2 separate regions of the Homo sapiens genome follow, and region 2 is linked to region 1. The links are chromatin loops, found by intact Hi-C in ENCODE. Cell type or tissue: IMR-90. All regions are shown on one strand.

The links. A loop is a pair of places that touch in the nucleus more often than their neighbours do. Peaks named below come from ENCODE experiments on the same cell type or tissue, not always from the same donor. Only the 100,000 strongest peaks of a DNase experiment are listed, where the experiment ranks them.
Region 2: it touches region 1 in a loop (4-fold over the local background); 2 of 110 quality-filtered maps call a loop at or near these places.

What each region holds. Positions count from the first base shown.
Region 1 is chr7:93,249,227-93,257,226 of GRCh38, forward strand. It overlaps VPS50 (VPS50 subunit of EARP/GARPII complex), which reads left to right. Exons shown (of 28, transcript NM_017667.4): 3 at 3,427-3,549; 4 at 4,634-4,705; 5 at 7,283-7,336. Among named protein-coding and RNA genes, the nearest start is that of VPS50, 21 kb to the left of the region's middle. In IMR-90, no CTCF peak of the experiment used is centred here; no DNase peak of the experiment used is centred here.
Region 2 is chr7:93,303,052-93,311,051 of GRCh38, forward strand. It overlaps VPS50 (VPS50 subunit of EARP/GARPII complex), which reads left to right. Exons shown (of 28, transcript NM_017667.4): 17 at 409-499; 18 at 2,777-2,953; 19 at 5,773-5,891. Among named protein-coding and RNA genes, the nearest start is that of VPS50, 75 kb to the left of the region's middle. In IMR-90, no CTCF peak of the experiment used is centred here; a DNase peak (open chromatin) is centred at 4,470.

The DNA.
Region 1 (8,000 bases):
TACTTATAAATTATGTTTTTTCTTTGGCATTCTTAATAACTTCGGATATTTGTTTCACTGTCATTTTGAGAGAGACACAGAGAGAGAGAGAGAGAAAGAGAGAGAGAGAATGCATGTTTGCCCTTTACAGGTGAAAAAAAAACTAGGCATGAAGAGACTAAGTTGCCGAGGGTTAATGATGGAATTGCAGCTAAAAATCCAAGTATCTTTACCTTCTTATCAATCAATTAGGTACTATATGGAGAACCTCAGCATGGTGTTATATGTCATTGACATTTATGCTTTTAAGATGAAAGTACTCAATTGTTGCAGTCTATTTGAATTTCTGGCTTGGCTCTATTTCTGATTTAAAAAAATCGTAGCAGTTTTTGTAATCTTCAAATATTTTGTCTTGAATGGTATCAACTGCATTTATTTGCTCATGTTGCTGCAGACTGCAGAATTCCTAGGGAGGCAGTGTTGCCATGTCCTCACTTGGGCCTCATTTCCTCCCCTCCCTCAGCTTACAGTATATGAAGCTGATATTTCAAATGCCTGTGGACTTTTAGGGAAAGAGATTTCCAGGAAGTGCAGACCTCCTCTTCCATTTCATTTCTGACTTTCATTTCATATTTCAATTGGATGCATGGAGGCTGCCTGTTGATAGGCTAGTTGGTAACCTTCCCTTCCACACGTGTGAGTTTTAACCAAGTCTGTGCGGCAGCACCACTGTCCAGGGTGCTAAATGGATTCCTGTGTTGTAGATAAACCCCTTCAGGAATGTAGTTCCCACTGTTGGGACCCTGGATTTCTTACTGCAATCATAGTAACTGATTGCACGCTGACTCAGTGATAGCTATGTCATTGACCTTTTTTTCTCGGTGTATTTTATGAGTTAGCACAGAAGAGGGATTTTCTTTTCCAAGCATATTTGATTATTCAGGTTTGATATTTATGAGTTTGCCTTCTCTTTTAAGTTTATTGGAACTTTACATTTAAACAGTCAACATTTTCTTGAGTTTTAGATTTGTTCTATTTTTTTGGCTTGAAATTACTAATAGGGAATAATTTTATAGTTAGTTTTACAAATACAAAATATAAGTTAAACTCTAAAAGATATCTGAGCAAGGCTCTTCTTACAAATAAAAAATATGCCCTGCAATAAAATAATCTAGAATGTCTCTATTTGAAAAATATACTGTTCTTTGATCTTTCACAAACCTGACAAAAACAAGCAATGGGGAAAGGAGTCCCTATTTAATAAATGGTGCTGGGAAAATTGGCTAGCCATATGCAGAAAGCTGGATCCCTTCTTTACACCTTATACAAAAGTTAACCCAAGATGGATTAAAGACTTAAATGTAAGACCTAAAACTATAAAAACCCTAGAAGAAAACCTAGGCAATACCATTCAGGACATAGGCATGGGCAAAGACTTCATGACTAAGATGCCAAAAGCAATGGCAACAAAAACCAAAATAGACAAATGGGATCTGATTAAACTAAAGAGCTTCTGCACAGCAAAAGAAATTACCATCAGAGTGAAAAGGCAACCTACAGAATGGGAGAAAATGTTTGCAATCTATCCATCTGACAAAGAGCTAATATCCAGAATCTACAAAGAAATTAAACAAATTTACAAGAAAAAAACAACCCCATCAAAAAGTGGGTGAGGGATATAAACAGACACTTCTCAAAAGAAGCCAACAAACATATGAAAAAAAGCTCATCATCCCTGGTCATTAGGGAAATCCAAATCAAAACCACAATGAGATACCATTTCACGCCAGTTAGAATGGCGATCATTAAAAAGTCAGGAAACAACAGATGCTGGAGAGGATGTGGAGAAATAAGAATGCTTTTACACTGTTGCTGGGAGTGTAAATTAGTTCAACCATTGTGGAAGACAGTGTGGCAATTCCTCAAGGATCTAGAACTAGAAATACCATTTGACCGAGCAGTCTCATTATTGGGTATATACCCAAAGGATTATAGATCATTCTATACAGATACATGCACACGCATGTTTATTGCGGCACTATTCACAATAGCAGAGACTTGGAAGCAACCCAAATGCCCATCAAGGATAGACTGTATAAAGAAAATGTGGCACATATATACCTTGTAATATATGCAGCCATAAAAAAGGATGAGTTCATGTCCTTTGCAAGTACATGGATGAAGCTGGAAAGCGTCATTCACAGCAAACTAACACAAGAATAGAAAACCAAACACTGCATGTTCTCACTTATAAGTGGGAGTTGAACAATGAGAACACATAGAGGGGAACGTCACACACTGGGGCTTATTGGGGGGTGGGGGGCTAGGGGAGGGATAGCATTAGGAGAAATACCTAATGTAGATGATGAGTTGATGGGTGCAGCAAACCACGATGGCATGTGTATACCTATGTAACAAACCTGCACATTCTGCACATGTACCCCAGAACTCAAAGTATCATAAAAAGTGAAAAAAGAAAAATATACTGTTCTTTAACTGACCAGATAATTTTTGTACATTTCCTTAGTATTTTTATTGTGTTATTTTAATTACTGAAAATGATTTAAAACAATAGTTCCTTTTTGTGTATATAAATGTATTTGAGGTTAATTTGAATTAAAAATCAAATGGCTAACTTGTGATATGTCTATAATGTCTTGATTAACTAGTGTGGCAGGGGAGTGGGTATCTGAATTGTAAAAATTTACTAGTTAACTGAAGCTTTATCTGATTATGCAGTGAAATTGCATAGGATAGGGATGCTGACATTGGGTTTAGGGATTTGTCTGTCATGCTGTTCTTCAAATCCACAGAACCTCCATTCTGTATCATTAGAAAGAAAGCATTTTATCATATAGAGAAGTTTAGCTTCATAATCAGATCATTAATTGTAACAGCAATCCACTTTGAAGGAAGCCTCATAGTATTACAGAACTAAATTTGTGAACCTTTTCTGGAGCCACTGTTTCTTAGCTGAGTACTGAGATTTTTTTAGCAGGGTTGATGTCTTCTATTCAGGACTCCAAAGTTGATTGTGACCCAGAAGTTATTGAGGTGTTCTTCCCTTATTATCTGTGGTGAGACAGATTTTAGAATATTATTAAATAGTAAAATTTATATATCTGTGATATGTATGTATGATATGTTTAGGTAGTCACTTTTTTTTCTTTTGTTGGACATTAAAATTTTTATCAACCTTGTTGATGTGCAAGGAATTGAGAATAAAATCTAAATATTCAAACTGGCTAGTTTTCTTCTGTAGTTGTTAGTGTTAATGGTCGGCTAGTTCCTAATTTCCTGTGAACTTTTCTGATTTCTGTTGGTTTGTATCCTTGGTCAGAATCGTTCCAGGTAGATGTGACTGTTAAGACAAATGATCATTTATTTCCATGCAGATATAATTTTAACAGCTACAATTACTATAATTGTGATTTTTTTTTCTTAAAGGAAGAATTCAGGGAACTTCGAGAACAGCCAAGTGACCCTCAAGCTGAACAAGAGCTTATTAATAGTATTGAACAAGTATATTTTTCTGTGGATTCATTTGATATTGTTAAATATGAGCTGGAGGTAAACAGAATTTCATTAAAACATAACTAAGGCCTGTTTTGTTCAGTGATTGGATTTATGAGATTTGAATACTTTTTTGAGGCATTTATGTATTTTTGGTACCAGAATAGGTCTGTGATTACCACATTGTGATTAAATCAACTGTCAGCATTGTTTGGCGATGAAATTATTATTTTTTGAATGTAACTTTAAATACAACCGTTCAGGGAAACATTTCTGTATTTTTGGTTTTCAATTGTTAGTATTTAATGTGTTAGTATGCTGTTTCTATCCTATTTTATAGTATCTATGTTTAGAGAAGCTCAGACTTTTAATTACAAAATATGTATTTACATAATTGTTTAGTGATGATAAAAATTCTTATGCCATAGTGTTTATAATACTGACATTTTAAATTTATAAGAACTTTAACGAAAGTCAGAATAGTGAAATTTAGTCTTAGATACAACCAAATGCTGTATGCATATATACTTTATATGCATTATTCACAGTCAGTCCCCAGCTCAGTTTGAAGTTTCATCAGTCAGTTGACTGAGATTGTTTCCCTGTATATGGTATGCATTTTTTGGTTAGTTTCCCATACTGTCCTCTGAAAGCTGATGTAATCCAGAATGTAGTCCAACAACTGTCACACAGTAGTACTTATGGTTTGTAATATTCCAGAGGAGAAATCTGTTTTGAGTTCTATCATAAACAAATAGAGATATATCTGTGGATGGTAGAGTTGGGGTTAGGTTAGTTACTGTCTCACATTCTCCTGTCACAGGCCGTGGCAGCAGTGTCTGTCGGCCTAGGGTCCAGAGTCCCCAGTGGTAGTGGGGTTTCTCAGAAGGCAGAGCAGCAGCAGTGGGGGTAACAAGGCTGAATGAGGGGTGGAACCAGAGGGCTGTGTACTAAAGATGTATAGGCTTTTGTGGTTGGAACCTAGGAGGGAGGTTGGGAGGACAGGTGGCATGGAGGGCAGTGGGATGTGACACTGTTTTGTATGCACAGTTTGTAGTTCACTAGTCAGAAGGGTCCAGGTAAATGAAACCAAATTAAACAATTTATTTTTTCCTCTTCTTTCATGAATTTTTTTCTGTAGAAGCTTCCACCTGTTCTCAATTTGCAAGAATTAGAGGCGTATAGAGACAAATTGAAACAACAGCAAGCTGCAGTAAGTAAAAAAAAAACACATTTCTTTCTGGCAAAACTCTAGATGAAACACAACAGAGAGGTATAATGTTTGCAGATTTATGGTTTTAACTAACAATTAACATAGAAACAAATCTTGTTATTTAACATGACTGATTCAAATGATGCATTTACATTAAAAATTTAATGCGTATGGTTTTCCTTATGTTACCTTGGTAGATTTACTTCTAGAACTTGGAATTTTCTCTCTGGAATCCTAAATGTGATCAAAGAACTTTGAACTTTGTTTTAGATTAGTAAGTACCTTTAGGCTCCTTGTCATAGACGTATGATTTCCCTACCCATAGTTTTGTAACTGAGTATTCCTTTTTGTTTTTTGAGACAGGGTCTTGCTCTGTTGCCCAGGCTAGAGTGCGATTGCACGATCATGGCTCACTGCAGCCTCTCCCTCCTGGACTCAAATAATCCTCTCACCTCAGCCTCCTGAGTAGTTGGGATTACAGGCATGTGCCACTAGTCTGGCTATTTTTTTAACGTTTTGTAGAGATGACATCTCACTGTTGCCCAGGCTGGTCTTGAACTCTGGGGCCCAAGCGATTCTCCTGTCTCAGCCTCCCAAAGCACTGGAATTAGAGCCGCAAGCCACTTTGCCTGGCCCTGTAATGGAGTATTCTCTCAGAATTAATGTCCCCCTGAGATTCAGAAAGTCTGAATTGTAGTCACTAATTATGATGTTGAGTAAATCATTTAACCTCAGTGACTCCCTTTTGTTTATCAGTAAAGTGATAGGCTTGCATTTTCTTTAATGCGGTAAAATTCTCTGATTGTATAATTTCTTTATGTTAGGCTAAACCCACTTTATGAAATTCAAACTCTACTGTAGGGATTAATTAATGGTAGCATGTGTATTAATTTTTTTCAACAAAAGGACCAGTAGTAATAAGTTTATCGGTTTGAATTTAAGATATGATTTTTAATAATGCAACTGTCAAACAAAGGAAGGTATACTTTTCTATTACACTCAGAAGTCTCAGTGGGTGCTAGGGTCTGCTTGGAGGTAGCAGTGGTGGTATAGGGCAGTCTTGGGCAGGAGAAGGGATTTGAGCTCTAGAGCAGTGGTTGCCAATTCTTTTGGCACCAGGGACCAGTTTTGTGGAAGACAATTTTTCTATGGACTGGCAGGGGTGGGGTAGGGATGGTTTCAGAATGATTCAAGTGCATTTCATTTATTGTGTATTTTATTTCTATTATGGTTACATCATAATATATAATGAAATAATTATACAACTCAGCATAATGTAGAATCAGTGGAATCCCTGAGCTTGTTTTCCTGCAGTTAGACGGTCCCATCTGATGGGAGACAGTGACAGATCATCAGGCATTAGAGTCTCATAAGGAGCACACAACCTAGATTCCTTGCATGTGCAGTTCACAGTAGGGATGGAGTTAGAGCTCTTATGAGAATCTAATGCCACCGCTGATCTGATGAGAGGTGGAGCTCAGGTTGTAATGCAAGTGATGGGGAGCGGCTGTAAATACAGATGAAGCTTCGCTTGCTCACCTGCCACTCACTTCCTGCTGTGTAGCCTGGTTCCCCACAGGCCACGGACCAGTACTCTCTATTAGTAGACAATCCTGTGGAACCTTTGGAATTCTTAAAATGATATTTAGGATTAACATTGATATTTCTTCATTAATTAAAGTCTAAAAGCCATTTAAAATTTGATTTTCTTAACCTTAATGGAATCCCTCTTTCTAGACAAAAACAATGAGTGTATCTAAAAATTAATGTACGTAATTTCAAAGATGCTTGAAGCAGATTAAGAAAATGTGAAAGGATTAATGCAGTAGTGTAGTGGGTGTTCAATGTTTTGTTCTCAGTTGGCCTGGGGAAGGGGAGCCAGTTGTGTTTCTGGAGCAAACTCCCTAAATACCTTCTGTGTGTCCTGCTTCATGCCTCATGTGCTATCTCTGTTAGTGAAGTTGGCAGAGACCCTGAAATGGTGGAATTAGAGCCTCATGTTCAAAAATCATTATACTTCTAACTTGCATACGTTAATATTATTCATAGAACAATACACACAACCTTAGATATCTTCATAGCGTTCCAAAAAACATGTTTTCAGCTTTTCAGAAGTGGAGGACCAAACTACTTGCTTGTCTTCTTAGGCAACATAAAGGATCTAAAGGATACAAGCAAGTTCTTTTTCCCAGATATTGTCGCCATAAATTCAGTTGATTAAAAATCTGCTTAACAATTTCATCTTTTTCAATCAAATCCTATTCCCTTAAAGATGGTTACACTTTTTGGTTAATGTTACTTAAATCAGATAATGATACACATATTATTAACAATAATAATGACCATTTATTGAGTTTCTGTTAAGGACCAGGACCTGTGCTATGTGCTTTATTATATTACCTCTTTTACTAATTTCATAGCCCAGGGAAATGTGTATGGCCATAGTATGCCAATATCTGCTCCCAAAGTTATTGGGGAGATCTATGGAATATTCTTTTAAAAATTCAAATATAAAATATCATAGAAAGCATGAAGTTTGTTCTTTTATTTCCTTTGTTTGATTACATCTTCTTATAGGTATCTAAAAAAGTGGCAGATTTAATCCTTGAAAAACAGCCTGCTTATGTAAAGGTAGGATAATATTTGTTATTTTTTGTAGTAGAATTTTTAAATGTTTGAGTGATTTACACTTGAAACTGTTAAAATATTGTATTTTTTGTCAATAATTCTGTAGCAGCATATTGACTGTTTTTGGGTGTGTTTGTGTATATGTATGTATGTATATTTTTCTTTTTCTTTTGGGGTAATTTACCAAACTGAAGAAGCGAAGGGTTTTTATATATGATTCTAAAGTGATCTCTTGGGTTTTTCAAACTTTAGAAGAGCCAGTGAAAATTGCTCCCATTAACATTTAAACAAATAGATTCACCAATATTGACCACTCATTGGCAATATAACAATCTGGCTTTAAAATATGATAAAATTGGTACTGTCTAACTGAATCTGTGTTTTCATCGGAAAATCAGAGCCTTCAAAATCCATTGAAATGTCTACCAATGTTCAGATGACGACTTTCATTGTCAAAGCATCTTAGTAAACAGAAATCATATTTGTCATATCCTTTAATTACCTTGTGAAGTTCTCTTGGGTAGGAATTTAAACAGATATATTACTGGTATTTGTTTATTCCTGTCTACAAGAAGTTGGGTCTAGATTTCCTTACAAGCAATACTGACTAAATATTTTGTCATCTGTCATTGTGAAAATCAGTTACAAGTAGTCATTTTAAATAATT
Region 2 (8,000 bases), 54 kb after region 1:
TAACATAATATGTTGGTATTTATGATCTCATATAATCTGTAAATTTTTTCTTGATGTTTTAGCATCAATATATAATCAGCTAAGGATATTTTAAGTATGTGAGTTGGAGACAAGCTTTTAATTTAGTCCTCTAATAAAACTGTCATTTCCTATGCATTACTTTTGCAATATAGTAAAAATACTTAGTTTAGTAAACATTTGAGAGAGTTTTTCTCTCAAGGATGATAAGATATTAACTAATAAAAGTAAACATTTCTGTTTACTGTGTTAATCAGAATGGGTTCTCAAAGTTGATTATGATCATGACAATAATCCTATAATTATTTGTATTGTACATTATTTCCTCAATTCTTGTGTGCGGTGTACTTTTCTTCTCACTTTTTGGAGTGTTCATTTTCTTTTTTTAAGAACACGGCTCGATGAACTGAGAATGTTCTTAGAGAATGAGACTTGGGAACTTTGTCCTGTTAAGTCAAATTTCAGCATCTTGCAACTTCATGTAAGTGTTTCTTAAGAACAAAGAAATCTGTCTTTTAGTAATGTATTTTACCCTTTTTTTTGAAAAAAAAAATCCAGAAATATATGAAAACATTTATAAAATAAATTAAGGAGCAGTTTCTTATCTTCCTTCCTTGAAAGTCATTAGTAGCCAGCCTCTTTTTAAAGGAATGATCCTTTTATGGTTGCGAAAAATCAGTCTTACAAAATTCAGTTTACATACTTTAGGAAATCTCTTTTGCCTAAAAAGAGTTACAGTTAAAATGATATTTTTTGTTTGTTTTGAATTCAGAAAAGGGTGACTGCTGTATTTAAGTTTTGCAGATAATCAATTAGCTATATTTTGGCATAGTTTAATACAAATGCTTATTTATATTTGTAGAATATTTTTCATTTCTTAAAGGGACTAGTAGGTTCCTAATTTGTGCTGCAATTCTTAAATTTGCCTGTAATGAAAAAATGCCTCAGAAATAAAAGAGGCACTTATAAAAAATACTCTTAACTAATTTGTATTAGTTAATCAATTCCTGGAATACTTACAGAATAAGCAGTCTTTGAAAAAGTCTTTAATTGGTTTGATTTTTCCCTTGGTTGAAACACATTGTAGATAAATATTCTTGTGTGAAAGATTGTGTTCTGGAAATATCAAGTGTCAAAATGCAGTGCATATAGTTAGATCCTTGTTCAGAAAGTATGGTGTGTTTAGTTTCTGCCTTTGGAAGGAGTGGCTTTCTAGAAAGCAATTTTCTTATTCTGGATAAATGTAAAGAATACATAATTACAAGTTTTTTTTTGATAGGGATTGTCTTTATGCTCATATTGTATAATAGCTTCTTATCCAGTTTTATTATATTGTTTTCCTATTATAGAAATATTAAAAACCCTGGAACATAGCAATTAATAAATGCTTTAAAGACAGCAAAATTAATGTTAATGTTAATTAGTATTAACATAAGCATTAACATTAAATTAACATAGGATTTAAGAATTCTCAAAGATTTAAGGTAATTCCTTAACATCATTTAGAATTCTAAGTTTAACATAAATTTTAGAATATCTATTAAATAATTTTATTTGAACTCCTTTTTAACCATCAGACTGTGTGTGTGTGCTGTCACGTTGTCAAACTTAGTATAATTGTAAGACATGTTTTTTAAAAAAGGCATGTTGAAGCATTCCCATCTAGGTGAACATTATCTCCTTTAAAGTAGTTACCTTGAAAACTATTCACAGCTTAGTGTTCACCTGACATGCATTCATGTGGATTTGATTTTCTAAAAATTAGTCTCATTGATGTATATTCACTCCTTATTTAGAATTATAAAAATAATGGCATGATTCTTAGGCATTATAATATATATGATTAAATGTATAGTTGAAATGCAAAAGGAAAATAAACACATATATCATTTAATACAACAAGCCAATGTACCTTTCAAGAATTTTAAGAATACCTTTGAAGAATATCATTGAAAATGAATAAATTTAAATTTGGGATTATTCTGTTTAGATAAAAGAAAAATGTTTGTTAAATTTTGTGATAAATCATTAAATCAAGATTTTTGTAATTCAAAGGAACTTTAGAGATTATTCCAACTTTTCCTCTAATTAGCTGTGTGATGTTGAACTTTGCACTGAATCCCTTCAGACTGCCTCAGTTTCCTCATGTGGTTAATGCATGACTTAGACTGGGTCTTACAACTCTTTAGCTTAGCTAGGAGTAGAAGACACATCATATGACTTTGGCATATATGTTTGTGTTGTCTGTTTCTTGGTATATAGCGAAAAGTAAATGAAAGTTTGTAGGCGTCAATGTAACACAGATATGTACTTCATACTTTATTTCTGATGTATTTGTACAGAATATCTTAAGTGGTGCAAGCATATGAAAAAGAGAAGTGTTTAACAATTAGTTTTCATAAATGACTTTATTGATTAGGATTTTTGCTGTTCTGTTAAAATTTTTAGAAGACATCATTCAGATTTCTTAAGCTATTTTAAAAAATGATCTCTGCAGTTTCTTAAAGGAAGCCAAAAGTAGCTTGATGCAGATGATACTGTTTTAAGTGATACCATTCACTGAGTTGTCTTTAGGAAAACCTTTAGATGTGTATTTCCAAGTTTGTGCTTTTAGATAACTTGAAAGATTTAAAAGTCAATAAACTGAAGATCAAGATGTTGTTTTTCTACTAACTCTACATGTATATTGAGGGATTCGGTTTATGTACTAGAATTTTATTGTTGCTAAAGGGTATCTGGCTCCTTTTTTAACATCTAGGAATTTAAATTCATGGAACAGTCTCGCTCCCCATCAGTTTCACCTAGTAAACAGCCAGTCTCAACTTCTTCAAAAACAGTGACCTTGTTTGAGCAGTACTGTAGTGGTGGGAATCCATTTGAAATTCAGGCCAACCACAAAGATGAAGAAACAGAAGATGTCTTAGCTTCTAATGGGGTATGTGGTGTATGTGAAACATAAGTGAGTTTTTTTTATTTAAAACTGTTCTACTCAATGAACAAGGCAATTCACTACATTTACGTATCCATTTACTACCACCCTGCCTGCCTGTATACTTAATGTACCTATGCTATTACATTTATAGATGATGACTTTACAATATGCTTTGTTGACCTTGTCCTCTTGAATAGTAAATTTTCCCTTTATGTTTGCTTTATGTTCTTATTACATGATGTTCTTATCAGGTTGCTAATCAAGTAGTAGTGTAATTTCTTCACTGAATATTTACGTGATATATTATGTGAATATTATGTGATATATTGTGAGATGACGGAATAGATATCATCTACCCTTTTTCTCGACACCCTTTATGGGTCACTGATTCATTTTGTTCCATGTCCCTTTATCTAAGAGAAAGTGGTAATGTCTTGCATAGTTGCCTGGCAGGGATATTTTTTGAGATTTAGAAGTACAATGTTTTAACAACACTTTGAGGACCTCAAAAACAATATTAACTAGACGTAGTGTGAGTTAGTGGAAAGGATTTGAAGGCAAATAATGAATATCATCTTTATTATTTATCAGCTGTGTGGCCCTTGGCAAATTATTTTAACTTTGTGACCCTCAGTTTCTCCATATTTACAGGGAGAGGAATGCTTGCTTCACAGTTCCTGCATGGTGTTTTCACAGTATTTTACTTGACTTAATATTTTGTTTGATGGTTTCTTCTGATCTTCATAATTTCCATAATGACCCAATATGATTTTTATTTTTGATTTGATGAAGCTAAAGTGAAAACCATTCAGATGTGACAAAATATGTTGAAGGATTTGTCTTTATATTTTATGTTAGTTTTAGAATTTATTTTTCATTTGGTGAAGACAAAATTCATTAAGTTTAAATTGTTTCATAGTAAGCCATATTTAAAATTATGATTCAGTGATTCTTTGTGACATTTTGCCTCTGTGAAGTTGGCTTAACCGAGAGGAATTTAAAGTCATTCCAATTATTTTGGAATAATATATCTCTCTATAAAAGTGATTCATTAATTAAAACTTAGATAGCATTTGATTCTCATTATTTGCAGCAGTGTGTTCTATAAAGTTGCTGTGAATACTAAATTAGCAAATACTGAACCATTACTCCCAGAGCAAATATAGGATTAGGTTCCTGTGAGCCTCGGGTTACGACATGTTTATCAGCCCATCAGTACATAATCTGAATTCATAGCCAACAACGCTGTAACTCTTGCCTAAATGAAGCTTATCAGACACACATATTTTGTTTCTCAGGCACATCACAGCCTTCTTGTACTTAGAAACACTAGACAGCACTTCAACGCAACACTTGCAGTGGCATTCTAAACAGTTAAATCACCAACAAAAAGCACAAAAATACAAAGCACTTGGCACTAAATAGGTCAAGAAAAGGAAACTTGTTTATAGTATGAGAGCCTAAGCAAGAAGGCAGAGCATGCCTTGTTTGTATTCAGCTGGGAACATGCATGTTGGATGACTCAAAGTTTTCACTGTTCTGCACGTTTATGACTGACTCCAAAAATATCAGAAGTATTGACTTTAGGGTTACAAATAAATTTCAGTGAGTAGGCAAATTTGCAAACATTGAATCCTCAAATAATGAGTATCTATGATACGGTGTGGTCACAAACCTCTGTTGTTGTAATCAGGACATCCTAGTTTATGTAGAATACCTTTCTGCATAGCATCAGGATCACATTGTGTATAAGTATAAAGGAGTACCTGTAAGGCTTGTTTGCAGTTATTAATGTGTGATCTGATCTTTCCAGGTGCAACTTATGTCCTTGAGAATCAGGGTCCACATTTAAATACGACCTTTCATAGTGCTTTTTATTAACAGACTCTCAAAAAATAGTTGTTGAATTAGGGGGCTAAATTCTTTCCATGTTGTTATCATACTGGTTTCCTCAACTGTCATGTGGAGATAAAACTTCCTCATAGAAGTGTCTGTATGATTAAATGAGATAATTCATGAAAGCACTTAGCATAATACTTGGTTAAAAACTCAGTGTTAGCTATTACTTAATGATATTAATGTTAGCCATTTAATCGTATTAATCTATGACATTAATAGATGATGATGATGATGATGATGATGATGATGATGATGAAAGTGCTGTCACTGCTTCCTTTACTGTGTGCATGAATTCCACTGTCTTTCCCATGCTGGCATTGGGCCATGGTGCCATAAAGATGATGAAAATGTTAGGAAGACACCCTTTGTCTCAAGAGTAAATCCACCATTTTTGTCCTCATTCTCAGCAGGTCCCTGTGTTCTAAGCTTAATTTTCTAAGCTGCCCTCGGAATTAAATTTTATAGTGAATTAGAACATCAGCATGTGTGTTGCATGTGTTTATTAAGCTGAAGTAATACTTCCAGAATGCCAGAATTGGATACTGAACCTCTTTTTAATGAGTTTTATTAGCAAATTGGAAATAAGTATGGTGAAACTTCTGAGAGACTTTAAGAAAAAAAAATGCGAATGTATACTCTTTAGGCCTAGTGGAATGTTTGTTAGGTTTTGGTTTATGGCGATTTGATTTTGTTGCACATTTTCAAGCTTTTATAGGTGTAATATTTTTCTTTTGTGCTGATTGAGGTAGAATGATGAAGACAATGGAAGAATAATTAGATTCTTGGTGACAACATTAAAGCTAAATTAAGAATTTTCTTGTATTTAGCTGTTTCTTATAAAACTGAGTACTTTCACTGTGTTGAGACACCCCACGAAAAGAGGCCCTTTATACTCATTTTTTAATAACCTGTGTTTTCTTCAGTATGAATCTGATGAACAAGAAAAGAGTGCCTATCAAGAGTATGACAGTGACAGTGATGTTCCTGAGGAACTCAAACGAGACTATGTGGATGAGCAGACAGGAGATGGTCCTGTGAAAAGGTGATTGTTCTTAAATTGTGTGGTATTTAGCATTTTATCTTGTGCTCTTAACATATAGGATTTCCTTTAAGGTTAAGAAGAAACAAAAATTATTTTTTTTGGTACTTATAATGTCACCTGACAGAAGTTAGTATGTTTTAAAAAATGATTCCTGGAAGGCTAAAAATGTGTTGTTCCTCTTAACATTTCATAACTGAATTTCAGGAAAACTAAAATAGTTATATGAAAAGTTCTGCCTTGCAAAACCTTTGCTGGTATCTCACAGATCAGTTCATCTAACTGTGAACTGGATTGTTAATGTGTCAAAAAAGAAATTGATTTAGCCATTTAAAAACTTTTAAGTGGCTAGTGTTAATGTAGCTTTCCTTTGAGTTATACAGTTTGTTTGACATTGCTTTTTGTAGCAAGATTCTAGTTCCTTTTTTATGGTATCACAAAGTTAGTGATTTGTTTAAATCTGTTAAAATTACTTTATTATCTTGTTGAAAATATTGGGCATAATCAAAGAGATTAGTTTTTGCAGAGGAAAAAGCCTTTAGATTTATAAAATCAATCCTGCCTTTGGTGGCCATTTATGCTTTACATAGATAAATAAAAATCCTCAAGGAGAAAATGGTCATTTGTTTTGTATGTGGAGTTCTTGCTTCAATCTTATAAACACAGAAAGTCGCCACTTATTTCCCCTATGTCATTTTTGTTCACTATTTGAACCTTCTATCAAGGTGTCCTATTAGTGGTTGAGTTTTGTTTTATGATAAACTGACCTCTTCAAAACTATGATAATTATAAGAGAATTTTTTCTTACCTTTTGCCAGTTAAATGGGCCTGATTCTGGAATGTTAAAATGACTTGATTTCATGACTATCATACATTTAGTGACTATAGATATACTTTTTGCTTAATGATAGATTTCTTAATGATAGATTCTTAATGATAAGTATATTCTTATCGTTTAACCCTAAGCTACCTATTTAATACTGTTTAACTTGAAATCTCGACTGAAATAATTCTGTTTTCAAAAGTGAGCAATTCACGTAGTTGTAGCTATTTTAATTGAAAAAATTTGTTCTATTGGTTTTTGCGTATGTATGATATTAAGTGTCAGCATGATCTACTGTGAACTGAATAGAACTATTTTGTTGGAATTCTTTATTAGATGTGTTTTGGGAATATTTTGGCCAAAAGGAAAGGTCTATTTGAATTGAAATGTACAAGTAAGATAGTGTCTGCCAGTACATGTGTATATACCTCCATTTTTGGTAGGGTTACTGGAGCCCCCTAAACTTTTTACCCTTAAGAAGTTTGAATTGAACAAATTAGTAACTGAAGCCAATAAATTAATAGATATTATCAGTTCTAACTTGTGTCTCTTGAATTGACCAATTTTTCTTGTATTTTACCACTACCATTCTAGTTTATGCCAAAGTTATCTCTGTGCCAGATTATTAAATCAACTCCTTTACCTTGGATTCTTGTCTCTAGGCTTGCCCCATTCCAAACAACTCTTAGATCTAAATTTAGGGGTTTTTTTTTTCATAGTTACAAATTTAATCATGCTGTTTTTCTGCTTAGCTTTTAGTGACTCACCACTGTGTTCAAGATAAGGTTCATATCCCTCAGGTTTGATTGCTTTCAGAGATATCTGGCCTTTACTTGCCTCCTTTCTTGTCACTTTTCCCTCTGTTCACTTCTTCTACATGCGAACGTGGTGAACTCCTTGTACTTTTCTGAGCGCACTCTGTTCTCTCTTATCTCTGACCCTATTTTATGCCGGCCCTTTTTTCTGTGCTGACCATATAGCTTTTACTTTTCTTTTGAACCTTATGCTGCCCCGTAACCCCAAATACTGCCATCAATATTCTGTACTTAATTCACGTTCTTAGGAGGGTATTTTTTCATAAGTTTCTGAAATCAAGAAACAGTACATTTGCACCTAGATGTATTATTATCCTGGAAAATCAGTTTTTTAAAGAGATGTAGCTTTTTTAGTGGTTGATAATGTTTTATAATCGAAGAAATGCATTATGGTACTTTATTTTTTTGCTTACTTATTTCCCTTATGGATTGTAAATTTTATAAGAAGTTAATTTCTATATCTTTACCTAATGC